Linked DNA regions of Homo sapiens: region 2 is linked to region 1. Evidence: read pairs that join two places in POLR2A ChIA-PET (ENCODE). Cell type or tissue: PC-3. All regions are shown on one strand.

Region 1 (2,500 bases):
GAAGACATGAGGTCTCTGGAGCAGGCCATCAACCTAAGCCTGAACTTCAATGGCAATAATGTTAAAGGTATTGAGCTTGGGGCTTTTGATTCAACGATCTTCCAAAGTTTGAACTTTGGAGGAACTCCAAATTTGTCTGTTATATTCAATGGTCTGCAGAACTCTACTACTCAGTCTCTCTGGCTGGGAACATTTGAGGACATTGATGACGAAGATATTAGTTCAGCCATGCTCAAGGGACTCTGTGAAATGTCTGTTGAGAGCCTCAACCTGCAGGAACACCGCTTCTCTGACATCTCATCCACCACATTTCAGTGCTTCACCCAACTCCAAGAATTGGATCTGACAGCAACTCACTTGAAAGGGTTACCCTCTGGGATGAAGGGTCTGAACTTGCTCAAGAAATTAGTTCTCAGTGTAAATCATTTCGATCAATTGTGTCAAATCAGTGCTGCCAATTTCCCCTCCCTTACACACCTCTACATCAGAGGCAACGTGAAGAAACTTCACCTTGGTGTTGGCTGCTTGGAGAAACTAGGAAACCTTCAGACACTTGATTTAAGCCATAATGACATAGAGGCTTCTGACTGCTGCAGTCTGCAACTCAAAAACCTGTCCCACTTGCAAACCTTAAACCTGAGCCACAATGAGCCTCTTGGTCTCCAGAGTCAGGCATTCAAAGAATGTCCTCAGCTAGAACTCCTCGATTTGGCATTTACCCGCTTACACATTAATGCTCCACAAAGTCCCTTCCAAAACCTCCATTTCCTTCAGGTTCTGAATCTCACTTACTGCTTCCTTGATACCAGCAATCAGCATCTTCTAGCAGGCCTACCAGTTCTCCGGCATCTCAACTTAAAAGGGAATCACTTTCAAGATGGGACTATCACGAAGACCAACCTACTTCAGACCGTGGGCAGCTTGGAGGTTCTGATTTTGTCCTCTTGTGGTCTCCTCTCTATAGACCAGCAAGCATTCCACAGCTTGGGAAAAATGAGCCATGTAGACTTAAGCCACAACAGCCTGACATGCGACAGCATTGATTCTCTTAGCCATCTTAAGGGAATCTACCTCAATCTGGCTGCCAACAGCATTAACATCATCTCACCCCGTCTCCTCCCTATCTTGTCCCAGCAGAGCACCATTAATTTAAGTCATAACCCCCTGGACTGCACTTGCTCGAATATTCATTTCTTAACATGGTACAAAGAAAACCTGCACAAACTTGAAGGCTCGGAGGAGACCACGTGTGCAAACCCGCCATCTCTAAGGGGAGTTAAGCTATCTGATGTCAAGCTTTCCTGTGGGATTACAGCCATAGGCATTTTCTTTCTCATAGTATTTCTATTATTGTTGGCTATTCTGCTATTTTTTGCAGTTAAATACCTTCTCAGGTGGAAATACCAACACATTTAGTGCTGAAGGTTTCCAGAGAAAGCAAATAAGTGTGCTTAGCAAAATTGCTCTAAGTGAAAGAACTGTCATCTGCTGGTGACCAGACCAGACTTTTCAGATTGCTTCCTGGAACTGGGCAGGGACTCACTGTGCTTTTCTGAGCTTCTTACTCCTGTGAGTCCCAGAGCTAAAGAACCTTCTAGGCAAGTACACCGAATGACTCAGTCCAGAGGGTCAGATGCTGCTGTGAGAGGCACAGAGCCCTTTCCGCATGTGGAAGAGTGGGAGGAAGCAGAGGGAGGGACTGGGCAGGGACTGCCGGCCCCGGAGTCTCCCACAGGGAGGCCATTCCCCTTCTACTCACCGACATCCCTCCCAGCACCACACACCCCGCCCCTGAAAGGAGATCATCAGCCCCCACAATTTGTCAGAGCTGAAGCCAGCCCACTACCCACCCCCACTACAGCATTGTGCTTGGGTCTGGGTTCTCAGTAATGTAGCCATTTGAGAAACTTACTTGGGGACAAAGTCTCAATCCTTATTTTAAATGAAAAAAGAAAAGAAAAGCATAATAAATTTAAAAGAAAAGGCTGAGAAATGAAACTTGGTATCAAATCGACTCCATTAATCTTCTTAATCCTTAGGTCTGTAAGGTCTCTGTAATGCCCCTAGGGTGTGAATGGCTATAAAAAATAGAACCCACCCCCAAGGTTTAGAATTTCTTCCACATTTGCCTCACTCAGTTCAGAAACCAGGCAGGCTCTCTCTGCCTATCTGGTGTTCTGGCTCTTATGTTACAGATCCTAACTTGCAGGTGGGCTGTGACCCAAAATGCTCTTCTCATTTGGGCATCCGGTTCTTAGAAGTCTCTTTTCCAGAAGAACTGTGAAATAAATCGTGGTTTGGTTCTCAGGCTTGCCCTTAAAAGCCTATTTGCTTCGGAGAGCATTTGAATTAGCACATTTACGTGAAAATGAGGAAGAAGGCATCCCTGCATGCTAGCTGTTGGGAACACAGTAAAGCTGGCTTAGTGAGAAGTGGTTTCTGTTGAGGCTGGGGATGTCACCAAAGGTCACACCAGCCATGGACAGGGGCCTGAACCACT
Region 2 (2,500 bases), 300 kb after region 1:
AATTTGTTTATCCACTTAACTACTAAAAGATGTTTGGGTTGTTTCCAATCTTTTGCTATTAAAAAGGATGCTATAATAAATAATCTTTTCCAGGACTCATTCAGCATGTACACTGGTCTATCTGATGGCTTTACTCCCCAAAGAAGAACTGGTGGGTCAAAAGGTACATGTATTTTGATTAACATTGACAATTTGCCATCTGCAGAAGTTGTTCTAACCTACACTCCCACCAGAATTATAAGTAAGAAAGCTATTTCCCAGACCAGTGTCTCATGCCTGTAATCCCAGAACTTTGGGAGGCCAAGGCTGGTGAATTGATTCAACCCAGGAGTTTGAGACCAGCCTGGGCGTCATCGCGAAATCCCATCTCTACAAAAAATACAAAAATTATCTGGGCGTGGTGATGTGTGCCTGTTGTCCTAGCTACTCAGAAGGCTGACTTGGGAGGATCACCTGAGCCTGGGGAGGTCAAGGCTACAGTGAGCCGTGAGTGATGGCACCATTGCACTCTAGGCTTGGTGAGAGAGTGAGACTTTGTCTCAAAAAACAAAACAAAACAAAGAAAGCAAGCTATTTTCCCAGAAAGCATAGCTGCAAAATACTTTTAGTTTTAGATTTCCAGTTTTAGAAACCAGAAATACTCCCAGGTTTAGATTTTTGCCAACCCAATAGGTAATTTGTGTATGTATATATATATATATATATGTGTGTGTGTGTGTGTATATATTTTAAACACATAAAATATATATATATATATCAGTACAATTTTTAATTTGTACTTTTTTTTTGAGACGGAGTCTTGCTCTGTCACCCAGGCTGGAGTGCAGTAGCGCAATCTCGGCTCACTGCAAGCTCCGCCTCCCGGGTCCACGCCATTCTCCTGCCTCAGCCTCCCGAGTAGCTGGAACTACAGGCACCCGCCACCACGCCCAGCTAATTTTTTGTATTTTTAGTAGAGACAGGGTTTCACCATGTTGGCCAGGATGGTCGCCATCTCCTGACCTCGTGATCTGCCAGCCTTGGCCTCCCAAAGTGCTGGGATTACAGGCGTGAGCCACCACGCCCGGCCCATTGTACTTTTCTTATAAGGGTAGTTGAGAATCATTTCCTATGCGTATGAGCCATTTATTCATATTTGCTTTTCTGTGAACTGTTCATTTGTTTCCTTTGCCCATTTTTCAATAGAATTGTTAGGGGTCTGCAGTTCTTCTTAAAGCCAACGGAGACAAAAAATCCTTGTAAACTGGGCTAGGAACCATAAGGAGAATGAACACTCTTCCATCAGCTTTGCAGCTTTACCTAGGTCCATAGGAGCCAGGGGCCAGAAGAGTGGTATCTAGGCCAAAAGAGTTCTCTGACATTTAGGTAAAAAGAACATCACGATTACTTGAGGCTAAAAGAGAAAAAAAGAAGGTATAGTGGTTGCCTTCCTCTTGAACCCTGAGAAATCTTGCATTGCCCAGCACAGTCCATGCCCCAGGAAAGAGGCCAAGCCCTTCCTAGATGTTGGTGGCAAGGACTAGGCTATGATGGCAAAGTACAGAGATTAACTGGTCTGAATCCTGGCTTCACCTTTTACTAGCTCTGGGATCTTGTGTGAGTTATTTAACCTCACTGCCCAAAGGTGCTGAATTGTTGTGTACAAATTTGCCAGGTAGGTAGAAGATGTGTTAAGAGTAGCCCCAAAACACAACATGATACTTTTTCTGGACACAGAATTGGCCATTTGAAATATGGGAAAACATTATCCTTTTAGTGTGATACACGCTGTCATAGCTTTGTCCTGCAAACTGGCAAACGTGGCCCACAGGAATTGACATTGAACATCTAAGACAGTTGTCCCACAGAGTTAAACAATGACCAGGAGAGAAGAAAATTCATTTATCTGGCCACTGCAAGGTCTTCCTTATGATCCAATCATGATAGGTATTTATCTATTTATTTATGTCTAACTAATGCTTGCAGCTCAAACTGCTTTATCCTTTGATAACAGGAGGCTGCCTTTAAATTCATTGAGAGATTTTTCCACTTTCCTTCATGAGTCATCCATGCCTCCCGGCCAGTCATAACAGAAGCAACTGACTGTAGTAAAAAAATCAATGAAAAGGTAGAGGGCTTTTTCTATGCCTTAGGAACGCCTGATACCTCTAGCAATTTCAGAAAGTTTTACATTTCTATTGTTTTTGCTTTTAAAGGCTTATGTTTTTCATGACGTTGTTTTCCAGCATCATAATTTAGTACCTAGTACAAATGACAGAGGTTTTTGTTTTCCTTAGTTTTTCAGGGCTGTCCATCTTGTTCTGTGTTGCTTGATCTTGTTCGGTTTGTGGAAATTCATCAAGCTGTACACTAAGGAGTCCATATTATATTTCAATAAGAAGTTTTATATACATGTGCACACACTGAAAGAAAATGGTCAGCCTCCACAAAGAGGAAGCAGTTGCGAATGCCAGGCCCGTGCCGGTGGTACCATCTGTGGAAGGCATTTCTACCTCTCGTC

Evidence for each region. ChIA-PET counts read pairs that join two places held together with the same protein. Peaks named below come from ENCODE experiments on the same cell type or tissue, not always from the same donor. Only the 100,000 strongest peaks of a DNase experiment are listed, where the experiment ranks them.
Region 2: POLR2A ChIA-PET joins it to region 1 with 7 read pairs; 2 of 35 experiments call an interaction of 5 or more read pairs at or near these places.

Annotation. Positions count from the first base shown.
Region 1 is chr5:67,181,773-67,184,272 of GRCh38, reverse strand. CD180 (CD180 molecule) reads left to right here. Exons shown (of 3, transcript NM_005582.3): 3 at 1-2,500. The coding sequence ends at 1,416. Among named protein-coding and RNA genes, the nearest start is that of CD180, 14 kb to the left of the region's middle. In PC-3, no CTCF peak of the experiment used is centred here; no DNase peak of the experiment used is centred here.
Region 2 is chr5:66,877,567-66,880,066 of GRCh38, reverse strand. All of the region lies in intron 3 of MAST4 (microtubule associated serine/threonine kinase family member 4), which reads right to left. Among named protein-coding and RNA genes, the nearest start is that of MAST4-AS1, 130 kb to the left of the region's middle. In PC-3, no CTCF peak of the experiment used is centred here; no DNase peak of the experiment used is centred here; H3K27ac peaks cover 659 bases.